2 separate regions of the Homo sapiens genome follow, and region 1 is linked to region 2. Evidence: chromatin loops called from intact Hi-C (ENCODE). Cell type or tissue: PC-9. All regions are shown on one strand.

What was found. Hi-C counts contacts between places; a loop is a spot of excess contacts. Peaks named below come from ENCODE experiments on the same cell type or tissue, not always from the same donor. Only the 100,000 strongest peaks of a DNase experiment are listed, where the experiment ranks them.
Region 1: it touches region 2 in a loop (5-fold over the local background); 11 of 110 quality-filtered maps call a loop at or near these places.

What each region holds. Positions count from the first base shown.
Region 1 is chr2:118,108,958-118,116,957 of GRCh38, forward strand. It overlaps INSIG2 (insulin induced gene 2), which reads left to right. Exons shown (of 6, transcript NM_016133.4): 6 at 1-2,040. Among named protein-coding and RNA genes, the nearest start is that of INSIG2, 24 kb to the left of the region's middle. RefSeq lists an enhancer at 6,792-7,991. In PC-9, no CTCF peak of the experiment used is centred here; a DNase peak (open chromatin) is centred at 4,114; H3K4me3 peaks cover 851 bases; H3K27ac peaks cover 4,971 bases.
Region 2 is chr2:118,181,401-118,189,400 of GRCh38, forward strand. THORLNC (testis associated oncogenic lncRNA) reads right to left here and starts at 4,986. Exons shown (of 3, transcript NR_144530.1): 1 at 4,831-4,986; 2 at 3,938-3,990; 3 at 1,522-1,922. LOC105373578 (a long non-coding RNA gene) reads right to left here. Exons shown (of 5, transcript XR_923249.3): 5 at 6,573-6,780. RefSeq lists enhancers at 4,971-5,150, 5,291-5,340. In PC-9, a CTCF peak has its summit at 4,685; DNase peaks (open chromatin) are centred at 4,451 and 4,991; H3K4me3 peaks cover 2,215 bases; H3K27ac peaks cover 2,111 bases.

The DNA of each region.
Region 1 (8,000 bases), 72 kb before region 2:
GTAATTTTCTGTTTTGACAGGTTTTACTGGAAGTATATGTGATGAGCAGAAGAGGTTATCAGCATTAAATTGTTTTGGTTCTAAATTTGGAACAGTATATATAATTAAAAGTAAGGAACATTAGAGGATTTAATTAGAATAAATACATGTTTTGGAAATACAGTGACCTCTTGCAGTGTCACAAAAGTGCAAAGTGATATTAGCTGTCATCTGCAATACAGAATCTCATTGCTTTTGCACATGGAGCATATAGGAAACTCCAAACAGATCACAATGAGGTTTCTAAATCTGTTGGGTTCTGTCTTCTATTGGGTTCTGTGAAGCAAACCACTGTAGCTTTAGCTGGGTTCAGTCATATGACTCGTTGGTGGAATGCCTAGGTTTTTCATCTTACATGCAGTCTTGGGGGTGGATGAATACATAATTTCTCATGTATTCGTGTATCCATTAGTGAATAGTTCAAGTCTGTTTAAGAGTGTATTGAGATGGCATTCTCTGCATGTTAAAGATCTTAATGGCAACCAGCACCTCTTAAGTATGGTTTAAACATATTCTTAGCTAATTTTTTCCATTAGTTTTTGAAATTGGTGGCAGTTGTCTGATCCACAAGGGCAAGATCTTCTGAGTACTCTGGGGTGTGAGTATGTGTGCACACGTGTGTGTTGGAGTGAGTGAGAGAATGTGTCTGTGCATGTGGCCATGCTTTCCTAGAATGTCAAGTAGATATTTTTACACTTTGAGTTTTAAAGCAATTACTATCAGACTGAGATCTTGTATGCCAAACTTTAATCTGCTTTTATGTTTTCAGGCTGAAGGTGTGAAAATCCTAAGAGGATTTCATATTGAATATGTGTACACAATCTTAACTATCGTGGTGGAAAACATACTACTATAATTTATTATTATATCTTCCAGATAATGTTATTCATTTAGAACAAATAAGGTATATTTTTTAGAATCAACTTTGTAAGCACTATAAAATCTTTAATAAGTTATAAGGTCTATGATGTGTTTACTTTAAAAATTGCTGTTAAAAGCAACACGTATTAAATATGTAATTATCATCTGGGTTAAGAGTCTGTTTTTCTTCTTTGTGGTAAGTCTTAGAATATGGTACTGTGGATTAATCTAATGAAATTAACATATGTGGTTGAAGTTACCAAGAAACGATGAAAAGAAACTAAATATAGTTGACCCTTGAACAACAGGAGTTAGGGGCACCACTCCCCAACATAGTTGAAAATCCATGTATAACTTTTGACTCCTCCAAAACTTAACTACTAATAGCCTACTCTTGATGGGAAGCCTTACCAATAAGAAACAGTTGATGAACACATATTGTGTATGGTATATGTATTATATACTGTTTTCTTACAATAGTGTAAGCTAAGGAAAAGAAAATGTGTTTACTCTTCATTCAGTGGAAGTGGACCATCCTAAAAGTCTTCACTCATGCTATCTTCATGCTGAGTAGTAGGCTGAGGAGGAGGAGGAGGAGGGGTTGGTCTTGCTGTTGCGGGGGTGGAAGAAGATGTGCATTATTAGTGGGCCCACACAGCTGAAAACCATGCTGTTCAAGGGTCAACTGTGTGTGGTATCGGTGAGACTGAATGATTATCGTTGGTGTTCTTAAATTATTTTCAGGTCCTCTAGAAAATAAGATAATTATAGCAAAAAATAAAATTGTTTTGAAATTTTGATAAATATATAAATGTATAGAACCTATTTTTTTCAATGAAAGAAAATGGGAAACATTTTTTAACATTGCTAGATTGGCAGTGCTTTCTTTTATTATTTCAAGTTATGGAAATTTGCACAGTTGAAAACTGGGGATAAATTCTACAAAAGTGCAAGAAAACAATTCAAATTAGCCAGAGCCCTGCTAAAACTTTTAATGTAAAATTTATTTATTTGCACTGAGCTGTTTTACCTTCTTTAAGGCCATTGGGACCTCTCAATGATGCATATGTTTCATACATCTTGTATTTTCCAGGTAGAAGTCAGACTTGGTTAATACCAATAAATACTTCTGTAATCCTATTGGCTCAGTTACCTTTATAATGAAGTATATTCTGTGTAAGGTAATTCTTCCAGTGATGGTCTGAGTAGTAGAGTCTTAGCTTTGTGTGTCTGAAAAGGTCTGTTTCATTCTGAAGAATAATTTAGCAGGCTGTAGGATTCTATGTTCATAGTTTTTTTCCCTCCCTCAGCACTTTGAAGATTTTTAACTCATTGTCTTCTGTCACCTAATGTTACAGATAAGTCTGCCATTACCGTAATTTTCTTTCCTTTGTAGATAATCTATCTTTTCACTCTAGGATATTTGCATGATTTTCTCTCTATCCTCTAACATTTTTCAGCTTCATTATGATTTGACTAGTTGTAGATTTGTTATTTTTTTTTTTTGCTTGGTATTTGGTATGTACTTTCAATCTGTGGGCTCATGTTTTCAATTCTGGAAAATTCTTAAATGTGCCTGCATATTGGAATCACATGGGGACCTATAGAAAATTCTGGTGTCTGGGTTCCACCCCCAGAGACTCTGATACAATTAGTTTGGGGTATGCCCTGAGCATTAGGATTTTTAAAAGTTCCCCAGGTGATTCTGATGTGCAACCCAGGTTGCCACTCACTGGTGTAGTTATGCATAAAATAAGGGGTAGCGTCCAGGTGAGAGAGATGAGATGGGTAGTAACATTGGAAATGAAGAATGAGGGGCACATTTTGGAATAAAATCACCTGAACTTGGTGACTTGGGTGTGAAGGTTAAAGATGAGGAAGAGTCAATGGTAAGTTCATTTTTTTATCTTGAGAAACTAGATGGATGATATTTCCATAAACCAAAAGAGAATGTAGAGAAGCAGGTGAAGGGGTAAAGTTAACAAGTTTGGTTTGATATGTTGAGGTTGAGTTATGTAGGGCACATCTGATAAAGGTATCATAAACACTTGGATATTTGAGTCTGGGATGTAGGATGTAAATGTGGAGTCATCAGCATGTGACCGTAATAAATGATGCCTTAGGAGTGGATGAAATCACATAGGGAGCATGTTATGGTGAAAAGAGAAGAACGATCAAGAGTAGGAGGAAAGCTCACACCTGTCATCCCAGCACTTTGGGAGGCTGAGGCAGGTGGATCATGAGGTCAAGAGATCGAGACCATCCTGGCCAACATTGTGAAACCGTGTCTCTACTAAAAATACAAAAATTAGCTGGGTGTGGTGGCAGGCACCTGTAGTCCCAGCTACTCGGGAGGCTGAGGCAGGAGAATCACTTGAACCCGGGAGACAGAGGTTTCAGTGAGCCGAGATCGTGCCACTGCACTCCAGCCTGGAGACAGAGTGAGACTTAGTCTCAAAAATAAATAAATAAATAAATAAATAAAAATTAAAAAAAAAGAGTAAGAGGAAAACCAGAAGAGTGATGGGATGAAACCAGGGTAGGAGGAAGTTTCAGGCAGAGTAACTGGTACAATGAAGTACAATTGGAAGGATGAATTAATCTTGATGATAAAGGAGAAGGTGTTGTTTTACATTGAAAATGTTTTTCTAACTGCTGTCTCTTAACATATAAAATATCTCCCTGTATACTAATAAAATAGCTCACAAAATAAAGAAAAGCCTGATTATATACTGAGTCTTTTATTGGGAGTGAGGGGATCTGGGGCAACTAGGGAACTTTGAAAGAATGATGGATGTTTGGACAATATCTATGAAGAATGGACATAGTAACTGACTAAAGATGAAGAAAGACTTGCCAGACAGTTTTGAGGCCATCAAGGATCCATGTGAGGATAGAGGTCAGATATTTGCAGTAGAGCCAATTGACATTGTTAACGCCATGTCTTAGTGGGCTCAGCAGCCCAGGAGTGTAGACTTGTCATGATGAAATACATTGATTGTAGCTGAGAATTCACTGGTAGGCATGGCACAAGGATATGTGAAAAATGAATAGAGACTCCCAGTGAAATATCTGCAGACGTTTTCATGGGATCCAGGCAAATTGGGAAAGGAAGTTGAATCAGCAGTGCTGACCTGATGGCATGAGGAAATAGGATGAAGTCAAATGACTGCAAGTGTTGAGATTAAAAATCCAGTTTAAGGGTAAGGTTGGTAGGTTTGGGGTTTGTAATCAGAGAGGAATGTAGTGGATCATTTCCAGATCTTGATAAAGTCCAAGGAGTGTTCTAAACAACTGTATTTACATAGTTCACTGAAGTGAGTAGAAATGAACAGCAGCGGAGTAGAGGTCCAATGCGTGGGTGAACAGATTTTGATGTTGGTATTGATGTTACCTGGAGTGATCTCAAAGGTCAGGTGGGAAGGAAGGGTGTCATCTATACTCTTTTTGACCATTTGAGCAGGTACTTATCTCAGTGCCTTGACTGTATTGGGATTTTAATTAGAATCCCTTTCCCCCCTCTTTTATTTATTTATTTTTATTTTTATTTATTTTTTTCGAGACAAGGTCTTACTCTGTCACCCAGGCTGGAGTGCAGTGGCACGATCTCGGCTCACTGCAACCTCCACCTCCCGGGTTCAAGCAATTCTCCTGCCTCAGCCCCCCCAGTAGCCGGGATTACAGGCACTCACCACCACGCCCGGCTAAGTTTTGTATTTTTAGTAGAGACGGAGTTTTACCATGTTGGCTAGGCTGGTCTTGAACTCCTGACCTCAGGTGATCCACCCGCCTCAGCCTCCCAAAGTGCTGGAATTACAGGCTTGAGTATTTATTTATTTTTTAGATATTTATCATCCTAGGTGTTCTGAGATTTTACTACAATATGTTTAGGAGTGAGTCTTTTTCTGTTAATCATGTTCAGTCAGATATATCTTTTGAATTCTGGGAAATTTACTTCTATATTTGCTGTTAGTGTTCCTTTTTTCACTTTCTCTTTTCTTTTCTTCTAAAAGTCCTCTATTCTAGACATATTTGACCTTCTGTTTCTGTTTTTTTATATAGCCCTTAGCTTTTCTTTGTTGTGTTACCTTCTAGAAGAATTACATAACTGTTGTTCCAGCTCAGCGAGTTGCTCTTCAGCTGTATCCATCCATTCAGCCCATCAGTTGAGTTTTTAATTTTATTGATAGCAATTTTAATTTCTAAGATTACTGTACTTTGAAATGGAAGTATATTGCCCTTCTTGTATTTTTTCTAAGGACATTAATTGCTCTTCTAAAGTTCGAAGCACTTCTAAAGAGCCATTGCAGGGAAGGGTGGGATGAGCCTGCCACCAGCTGATCTCCAGATGTGAGTGCCCCTGGTTTGCCTTGGGCACATCGCCATGCTTCTTGAGACTGTCCACACTTAACACTTACATCATGGGGTAGATACCATGCTGTCTCTGCCTGGTCAAAGGTTGGCAAGTAGGAGAAGTGTAGAAGGGTTGGCCAGACTGGCTGCTTTCACAGAAGCCTGGTTGAACCCATAAGGTCAGTTGCCCTTGGCATTTCCAGCTCCCAGCATCAGCTACCTCTGAGCTTAGGATGCCCCTAGTTTCATATTTAGCAAGTCCTCTCCTTGAGTATTTCAAGCTGTGGTTTCCCTCCATCCAGCTACTCACTCTTGCTTTCAGGGATTCCTTGTAGTTTCTAGTTCACAGAATGTACTTATTTTGCAGTATAGTTGTGGATTCCTTTTCTTTTTAAAAATCTCTTTTCTTTTTGTTATTTCTGTGGATTTAGGGTAGGTGGAAGAAGCTGCAGCATGCCTGCCCAGCTGACCTGATTCAGCTTTCCCCACCACTTTTTGATACCACAAAATCATGCTATCTCCCTGGTCATTTGTCTTTACCTTTCAAAAACTCGGTTTAATTAGGAGCTGAGATAAATAGGTTAAGTCAGTGGTTTCTTACTGGGCCTCAATAAAAATTGGGATGTAGAGGGGTTTTTTCTTCCTTGAAATACATATAGTTCATTCAGTTCATTGTGCCAGCAAGTATACTGGCATCTGCTCTTTTATGCCTCCCTTCTTTTTATCACTGATCAGATCTGTGAAACCTGTCATCTTTGTGATTTACAAGATAGACTTTTCCAGGCTATGTCAACTGTTCTGAAGACAATGTTGTTAAGTATCAGATTTGGCAGATCAGATAGATAATGATGTGCCTTGGAAAGACTGGGCTATTGATGAGCCTCGTGTCAAAACTGATTGCCATATATGGGCGATTTTTCCTTTTCACTGTTTCCCTGGTTTCAGTTTCTGTGAGGATTTTCTTGAACAAGGGCAGTTTTAATTCCAAATCAAAATTGTGCTCTAGTAACTGTGTCCTCTGCTGCTTTCACATGGCAGCATTTATGGCTGCTAATCATTCTGTGGCCTCCCCGAAGGTGGGCTTTAAAAGTAATGGGCACTTGGAAAACATATTGCCATTTAAAAACAATCATTTTTGATTGCCATTCCGAAAACCATAAATCCATCTACTGCTACTGTGCTTCCATGAGACTGTTTCATTTGCAAGATTTGCTTCTCTTTTAGAAACGCTTTTTGAGGAAACTTGCACAGAATGTGATCATGGACCAATTCATTGTGATGAGCAGTTGAGTAGACAAAGCAAAGAAATAACTCAAGTGCTGAAACTGTTTGTTTCAGAAGAAAAGTTTCTAAAATGCATTCACTGGGAATTTCTGCCATTGGATCAAACTCATTTCTATTCCCTTTATAGTCATCACATGTCACTCCTAGATCTTTTGGGAATGTCTGCTCCACCAAAGTATGACAGTGGCAGTTCTGTTTTGAAACGATTCTTTCTGCTTATATTAATAAAAAAGCTTGAGATTTTCTAGCAGGACATTACAGAGAGGCAGAGTGCTGGCCCATCACCTCAGGATCAGCTGGATGCACCTGGGGTGCATAGTCTCACACCCTGGGCTTGAGAAGCTTGCAGACTGACAAATTTAAGATGAAACTTAAAAGATGTTTATAAAGACAAATCTCTGTGGAATTTTCAAAGTCCCAGATCCTAGTGCATATCAAGATCCTGTCTGTCCTTGAGAAGGCACGTCAGGGCATGTTGAAGCGTGTCTTCCCAGAATGTGTGTAAAATTCATACTAGAGTTGAGTTTGGTTCAGCTTTTTTCCCCAGAAAGAATAAGTTAGTGATCCTTAAATATTGTTTGGTAATCTGATTTTGAAATGGCAGCTTGTTTTCATTGATTTGTAACTTGGCTTTACAATAACCGGGTTTATTTCCCACTTACGTGACATGTACAGTCTGGTTTGTGGGAGACTGTGCCCCACTGCAGACAGGCAGCCTCACTCGCTTGCCAAGGCAGGGGAAGAATGGGCATGGGTTCTCAAACTCACTCTTCTCTGCTTGGGCCTAGAAGGAATGTACTGCACTTCTGCTCCACACATTGGCCAGAACTAATCCTGTGGCCCTAACTGCAAGGGGGCTGGGATGTGTAACCCCTCCTCCAAAGGGAGAGGAGAACCAAATATTGGTGATCCCTGGTAATGTCTGCCACAGTTGTAAAACGTTTTGCGGTGCTCTGTTCACAATAGAATACTTTACTCCCTTAGTGATTGATAGTGAACATGACTATAAGAAAATAGTTTTTGGTGGCAAAGTTTAAAACAAAATTATGGTCTTTACCTAAAGTGTAAACTTTGTGTCTAAGTCTTGGAGTGGTGAGAAAGAAGGAAGGGATTCACTTTCATCTTTTCCTCTCGCCTAGAAGGAGAAATGTGTGGGAGGGAATGAACCAGGTGTCTTCCTGGTGCCTCCTGGGAATGTCCCCAGCACACGTCTGTGGGTATTGACGCCATTTTACGGCTGCCAACATCCACATTTTTCTGGGTGGCACAGCAGAGTTTCAAACCCTGGTTTGACTTCACTCCAATGACCAAAGACTTTCCTCATCACCACAGACCTGTCTGCTGTCCCTGAAAGTCCCTTCGCTGACGCTCCTGCCTCATGTTGCATATGCATTTCTGACGGAATTCCAATGCCGTCGCTTAGAATAAGTGACTTGGCATTGTGGGCATTGCTGATAGGAATG
Region 2 (8,000 bases):
TGGGCTTGAAGTGGTGCGACCTACCTTATTTTCTATTGTTATCTAAAGGAACGCCCATCTCCAGGCAGGATGGCATAGTAGTCAGTGAACTGAAATGGAAGTAAGAATGCACTGGCCGTTTTCCTGTTCTGTAAACTGCAAAATGAATACAACTCTCTCCACTCATCCCCTCAACAAATATGAAACCAAAAAAATCATAATTGTGTAATGTTCTATTACTTATAATTCTTTGGTAAAGCATTTTGACTTGGGAATCAGAAAACAAGATTCTTGTCCCTGGACCAGCTTTTTAGTCCTGCTGAGCCTCCATTGCTTTATTTTAAAAGCATAGAAAAAAAGGAAAAGCTAAATTATCTCTAAGATCTTTTAAGTTATATATATTTATGTGACATACAATAATTATATATAAATTATGTGTGTAAGTCTGTACGTATATGTATATGTACTTATGTTAATAGTTAAATCGACATCTACTTATCTACACTAATATCAGCAACAGTGAAGTAATTGCCCAATAATCCCAAAACAGAAAATAGTTTAAAATCCAGTGTTTCGTTTTGGAGTGCATAATTTAGTGATCTTACTGTAGATTTACTTAAAATAAGGATAGAATAAAATTCTGTTTCCTAGTAACACCATAGTTGGTTGATGCAAGTAAGACATCCAGGAGCATTAAAGGAAATTCACTTGGGTTGAAACAAAATCATCTGCAGATTAATGGCCACCAGCTGAGATCTGACTACAGTTCAATGTGGAGGCTGGCATCAGACAGGCCTAAGTTTGTGTCCTGACTCTTACTTTCCCTGACTAGAATAATCTTAGGCAGGTTATTTAACTTTTTTGAGTCTCAGTTTCCTTACTGGAAAGTGGAGATAATAGTACCTATCTCTCAGGATTGTTAAGGGCAAGAATTGTGCAAGTATGGGGCCTGACATAGGTTGGTGCTTCACAGATGGTAGCCATATTGGCATGCAAGACCTTCCTGGTCATCCACACTCCTGCCCTCAAGGGCAAGGTCAGTCTTGCTTCTCTTGGGTCAGCATGCTGCCTGGGAGTGCAGAGGCTTTTGCCAACCATTTGCATGAGGGGCAAGGACATCTTGACTATAGAAATGAAAGTCTCTAAAATGTGGCCCCTGGAAGAGCCATTCCCATTTGCTTTCCACCATGCTCATGAGGAGTCAGGGGATTTTCGTCATCCCTGTAAATTAGCCTCCAGTTACCAAACTTTAGCTGCCTCTTGCTATAGCAGGCCGATGCCTGGAGTACCCTGGCCAGCTCTCCAGCTAGGAGGGGGTTAAAACCAACATTTGCAGATAAAGAGGTAAACATATTTACATTCCTCTCTTCACACTTTATGCATATGTCATGCAGTGAATAGTTTTAGAGGTCTGTTTGTACTATCTCTCCAGAATTTTTACAGTCTGGAGGACACAAAATCTCTATAAAGTGACTTATTGAAATAGAAGCAGATTGGTAAAACCGTTTCCCTCTTATGAACTGTGAAGAATGATCCTCTAAATGAAATCAGGAAGGAACTGGACAGAATCTTGTTTAATGGTCTGACAAAATGAATCACAACGATTCCAGACATCCATCACTGCTAAAAGGGAACCACAAATGATCTGTGAACCACTATATATTGATTACCCATGTAGTACAAGTGTCGGATTTAATGTTCACACACCATAGAGAGGCGGCAGGGACAGATGGTGCCTTAACTCTTCTTTGATAGATTTTAATGGTGAAATATTGATTTCTGTCTGGCCAAGACCTGCTGTTAGGGGCCAAAGTCATTTGTTGGGTATTGCCGGACACCCAGTTGGCCCAGCGTAATCAATCATTTTTGGCAAGGCAGGTGAAAATCCAGAGAGAAGCACCTTGGAACCCAAACTGGAGCGTGATGTGTCTGAGTCCAGCCACCTAGAGAAAGAGGGAGAGAGAGAGGACTCTTGGAGATTGTGCTTGTAAAGAATTATTAATGATAAGACATGTTTACTGAGGAGAGTCGCAGCGAATCAGAGCTGACATGAAATAGTCCGGGAGCCTCGTGGAGAAAATGAGCCTCTTGCTAAGAGCGACTATATTTTATTTAAACATCCTTCTAAGGCTGAGAACTCAGGTAATCTGTTGTGTTACAAGCCACTGGCTGTTGTTGCTATCCAGAGAGATAACACTGAGGCGCTAATAGGAACACATCAATCACAATCAGGCTGCAATTCCAGCGGTGTCTTGTCCTCCCAGCTCCTCTTTAAGCTCCTTAATAATGGTGATAACATAGTTCGGGGGCTGCTGAGAGGGGCTCTCCCCTCTGAGGGTCATATTCATAAAGTGAATAGCTTGCCAAGTCAGCATCCAGGGAACGGGATCTATGCTGGGGGACTTGTGTGCAGGAGAGGGAGGGGCATGGACCAGCTGGGGAGGGTTGGACTCCAACAGGAGAATTTTCTATCATCTGTTGGTCCCTGGGTTTTGTGATGTCACTTCTGCCTCCTTCCTAAGAAAGGGGTGTGAGTGTGCATATTATATGTAATTATTAAATAACAAGAATCATTTTCTTGGGCAGCTTATAAAATGGTTTAGAAGGCAATTCCCAAAGGGAACCCTCAACATGTTCTGAGTGATGACAACCTCATGGGAATAAGTGTGTGGCTTCCCTGGAAGATTCTGGTGCAAGATATGTCAGGAGGGTGGGGATGGGTGGGGGAAGGGGCCATCCTAGTCTCTGCAGCTCTGTGTCAGCCTCTAACCTATCACCCTCAAGGTTAAGCATCTATTTACTTGTTTGACTCCCCCATAGGTGATGAGTTCTTGAGGGTGGCCATTGTGTCTAATTAATTATTGTATCCTCAGTACCCCAGCACATGGCTTAGGGACTCACAAGATGCTCAATACATGAATATGGCTGAATATACAAGTGCAGGCAGGTGTTTATGTTAAAAAGAAGTCAGACATACTTCCTTGCACCTTTTGACAGTTCACACGAACATGTGTGTGTTATGCATGTACATAAATATATAAATTCATAATAGAATGCACTGACCTTATGAAGACATGCAACACATTTTATATCTACTTGTGTGCTTTACTTTTTATGAAACAGCATAACTTAATGGATAATACACTGGACTCTAGAGCCAGACTGCTTGGATTCAAATCCTGGCTCCACCACTTATTAGAAGATGACTTTGGGCAAGCTGCTTCAAACTTTTGTGCCTCAGTTATCTCATCTGTAAAGTGGGGATAATAACAGTACCTACAATTTGAGGATTAAATGAGTTATTAGATGTGAAGCATTAATAGCAGTTCCCTGCAAACATAAGTATAAATATTTTATGTTATATATTATGCTTAAATTATATGTCTAGCCATGGCATTATATTCAAAATATTTACATAAATGAACGCATATATATGCATTCCTTTAGATAACAATAGAAAATAAGGTAGGTCGCACCATTTCAAGCCCAAAAGCCATATGACCAGAGCCAAGTTGGACAACGGCACGCAGGAGAATACCAGCCTAGGGCACTCAGGGGGCATATATATATGCATCAAAAGCCTTTACATGGTTGGTATTAGGAATCCCAACAAGTATTTGCCTTGTTCTCTTTGATATAGCAAACCCGCGCTTAGAGCCGTACGTTTATCTTGGTGGAGCTTCGGTGGGATGGTGGATATTTTGATTCATGGTAAATTTGTGTACTCTTAACGCTATTTCATGTTGGGGCGTCAGTGGTCGGTACACTTGCCTGACTGTATTTATCTACCAAAACCTGTAAGTGTGTGTCTCTAGCTAAACAAGTGTATATATTGGTATTCATATACAAAGGCGCTGCAGGACAGGAGGAGCCCAGCTTTGTGGACGGCCCAGCTGTGCAACCTGCCCCCAGATGTGAGCCTGCAGGCGGCAGATTCCGCTTAGATTATCTTGCTTACCTAATGATGTTTGCTTCACTGCCTTGCTCGATTGTGTTCACCAGGACGGCAGGCTATTAAAATGTCAAGGCACATTGAATTGTTGTTATCCGGGAGAGAGACCTTTCCAATCAACCTGTGTTGTGGGGGTTGCAAAAACTCCCTCCGAGAAAGCGATTGGAGAGAGGCTTTATGGCTTTTTTACATAGATGGGGGTGAGCGGGGAGGTTGAGAGAGGGCACGGCGGGGGAGGGGGGAGGAGGGGGCGGGGGGAGAGGTGGGGCAGGAGCCCGGGTTTATGGCAGCCGGAGTGTGCTAATTAAAATGCCATCTTCTCAAACAGGTATTGGTGGCTTCTTGCTTTTCCATTTATGGATAACTGCAATATGGCCTTGCCGTTTGGTTTAAAAAAGGGAGAGGGGGAGGTGACTCACAGCGGGCAGTGGCAGTGGGAGCTGCAGTGCTGAGGATCTGGGTGGGGTATAAGGAGCGATTGTAAGGCAGAAACACCAAGGAGTTATATCCCTGATGTATTGGCAGGAAGGGCTAGAGAAAGAAACAAAAACAAAGACTTCCTTGGCCCTGCGCCTGTCCAGGCTCTGCTAAGAGCCACGTTCCCTGCATACAGACGTCGGCGGGCCTTTCTGGGTGACAGTGCTGAGCCGCGGCTGCAGTGTCACCAAGCGGCACCTCGGCCCCGGCCCCGCCCGCGCCAGCTGGGACAGTCTGGAGACCTTCTTTTCATGCCGTCAAGTCTCATTTTGCCAAGGATTTATTTTTCTTCGGGGAGAGAGGGAGAGCGGGGGCAAAGGATGTTCTCTTAAAGTATCCAGCGATCAGAGCCGCTGAAGCCTCCAACCAGAAACTCAAACTTCCCTGGATTGACTTTTCCCCCTTTGTTCACATCATCTCACAAATATTTGGCTTTCCCCGGCCACGTCTGTTCTATTTCTGCTCCGGAGAGATGGCTTTGTTTTTGCTTTCGTGCGGTTCTGCGAGGCGCTCCACGATCCCGCCCCCTGGCATGGCAGCACCTACCGGCGGCGCGAACTCGGCTGCTGTGGGCTGCTGCGCGCTCTCGCCTTTGTCAGTTTCATCAGCCGGCGTTTCAGCTGCGCGCGCGCATGCGCCTGCCCACCCCTCCGCCAGTTCCGGGCTTGCGTCCCCGCCAGGCTCCCGCGCCCGTGGTTCTCAAGTTTCCCGCCCTTCTAGCCCGCGCTACACCCTTCCCAGCTCGCCACTTTATTTTCTCGTTGTTGGCGCAGCCCGTTCTTCCGGCCTAAACCAAATCTCATTTTCGTTCCTCGCCTCCTCCCTCCTTCTCGTGACTGGATTTTGGCAGAGTATCTCTGTGGGGCTACCCCAGATCCCTCAGCCTTGGATCCTTCCATGGGCCATGCTCCTGGAGTGTCACTGGCCAGCGAGACTTGCTTTGGTCTGTTTTCCCCATCTTTTATCTGAAGACTTCTACCCCCACAGCCGCAGCACGCAGTCCGGCGCCGCTTGGGAAGCTTTGGACGGGATGCTCCCTCCTTCTGCTTCCCTAGTAGGGGTGAGGGCCGCATATTTGAGTTCCCAGGCCACTTTTCTCTCCCCTATAGCTTTAAAATGCTTCCTTGAAAGTGTCCGTTTACTTGTCTTGAATTAAATTGGTTTATTTATTTAATCAACACATATTTATTGAGAATCTACTATATTTAAGTATTAACCTGTTGTTAAATGTTGGGGATATACTGGGAAGAAAAACAGACACCTCTCAGCCTCCCATGGCCTATAAGAGATTTTCTCTGGGTCGAGGACCATGCAGTATTTGTTTCTGTAACCTGGAACATATAGATGCTCAATAAGTTTCAAATGGACGAAGGAAAGAAACAAATTCTCTCCCTGCCCTGAGCCACCCCCCATTTTCTATGTGCTGTATCATAATGCCGAAACACAAGCTCACTGTGATAACGTTGGTAGATTTTTCTCAAATTCCTGTATTTTCATTTTCTCCCCCTCTCCTGCTGAAGGTCTTCAGAGCCACCAGGTGGCTTTGGTCCAGTTCTAGCACTCCATTTTATTAAGGCACAGATAGGACAGCGTCAAATATCAAGTGGTTAATTGGTGATGGAGCCCAGAACAGATTTGACCTTGGGCCTCCACAGTCCTAGTCCGTGGCTCCGTAAATGACACATAGACTTGCATGTCCTTGTCTCCTGTGCCTGTCACATGTCCCCCAGCCAGAATGTCAAGAAAATGTTAAAGCAGGCTGGTACCTAGTTTCCATTAAATTCTCTTCTAGGTTCTTCCTGGACTCTCTCTGGCACTGCTTAAGAGGGAGATTAACTTAATGGATATTAAGACATGATTTCCTTTCTTAGCTTCCCCTTAGCCCCTACCCTTGCCCTCAATTAACTGTATGCAGCACAGTAGGCTCAGCTCTATCTTAATTGGATTTTCTGACAATCACCAGTAACTTGGAGCTGAGTGCTGTGCCCATCACCTGGGTCAGTTTATTTCCATGATTAGATTTATTTAATCAACATAACCCCCATGTACCTGGGCTGAGAGGGACAGATAGCTGCCCAAATGTTCCCTGGACATTGTGCTAATGGCAGACTTGATTTCATGCCAGCAACCTTAGCCTCAGCCAGAGCTGGCATTTGAAATCGTCACTGTGGTGGTGAGGCCATGGCTTCGGGGCTCCAGGGGGTGCTGCAGTGATCCAATAGCCTGACACAGGGGGAAGACGAAGAGGGGCATTGGAGGGACTGAGTCACCAGCAGCAAAGGACAGCTCTGCCTCTCCTGTGGTACACTGGGGGCAGCGTGGATTCCATCATATATCAGCTGGGTCTTTTGGCTTCCATCTAAGTTCCTTATCTGTAAAATGGGAATAGTAATGATCACAAGATTGCTATAAGGACTCAATGAGATAAGGTCTATAAAGTGACCATCTCAATGCCTTGCGCAGAGTGTACCCCACCCCTATATTTCTCTGTCTGGTGTAAGTGCACACACGCATGCACACACACACACACACACACACACACACTCACAAGCTTCTTCATACTGGCTGGGATCCTCTTCATTCTTTCACTTTCATCTCATCTTTTGCAATATTTCTTTATTCTCTTCTTCCTTTCCCTGCATTTCCTTTCCTCTTGCTCCCTCTCATTCCCTCTTTTCATTTGGCTGCATTTCCTTATCTTTCTGATGAAGATTTCTCCTCTGCGCCCTGCCCATAATGGGTCCTGTGATCTGGGCAGTTGCTCCTCTGTCTCTCCAGAAGCACTTGTCCTAGCTGGGTTATCCTGTCCTGCAGTCATTTACTTCCAAGTCTGTCCCATCATCAGACTCTGGGCCCCTCGAGGCAGGGACTGTGGCTTGGTCGGCTAGCAAATAGGGGAGACTTGGTAAGGTTGGTGGAAGGAGGCAAAGACTCTTTTTGTGATTCAAAGTCAGTCTTAAAAACTCCAAAGAAGCACCTGGCCACCACTAGTTCCTATGCGGTTTATAAAAATTCGAGAGGCACCTCCTTCCTCCAGCCAGGGAGTCTGGCTAGCTGCATGGAGGATGGGCTGGGCTTTGGCCCTCATTTGCTCCCTTGGTTCAGGGCCTGTGCGTAGGGCGCACTCCATAGCTGTATGAGTTATGCTGTAGAGTAGCCAAGGATGCAGACATGGGCTGCCTGGGCACTGGCCACTTGCTCCTTGAAGTGGACCAGGCTTCTGCTTTTAAAGAAGTCCCTGCCATCAAGCTCCTCCTCGGTCATGTAGCTATTTCCCACTGAGCCTCAGTGGGATGTGGGTAGCTGCCACCCAGTGCGACATAGCTGCCTGCACCCCCATGGACATGCAGTCATTTGGCAGTGGTTGCTACCTTCAAGGCAGTAGAAGGGAAGAGTGCCTCCTTCCTCATTTGCCCTGAAGCTGCCCCCATAGAATGACTTTTCTGCTTTAGTATTTCCCTTGAGGTGATTGTGGAGAAAGGCAATCATCTGTCCAGCTTCTTTTATTAAGTGCCTACTACATCAGGTACTGTGCAAAAGTTCTTTGTTCCTCACAAATCTCCAGGAAGTAGGCAGAGTCTCCTCATTTCAG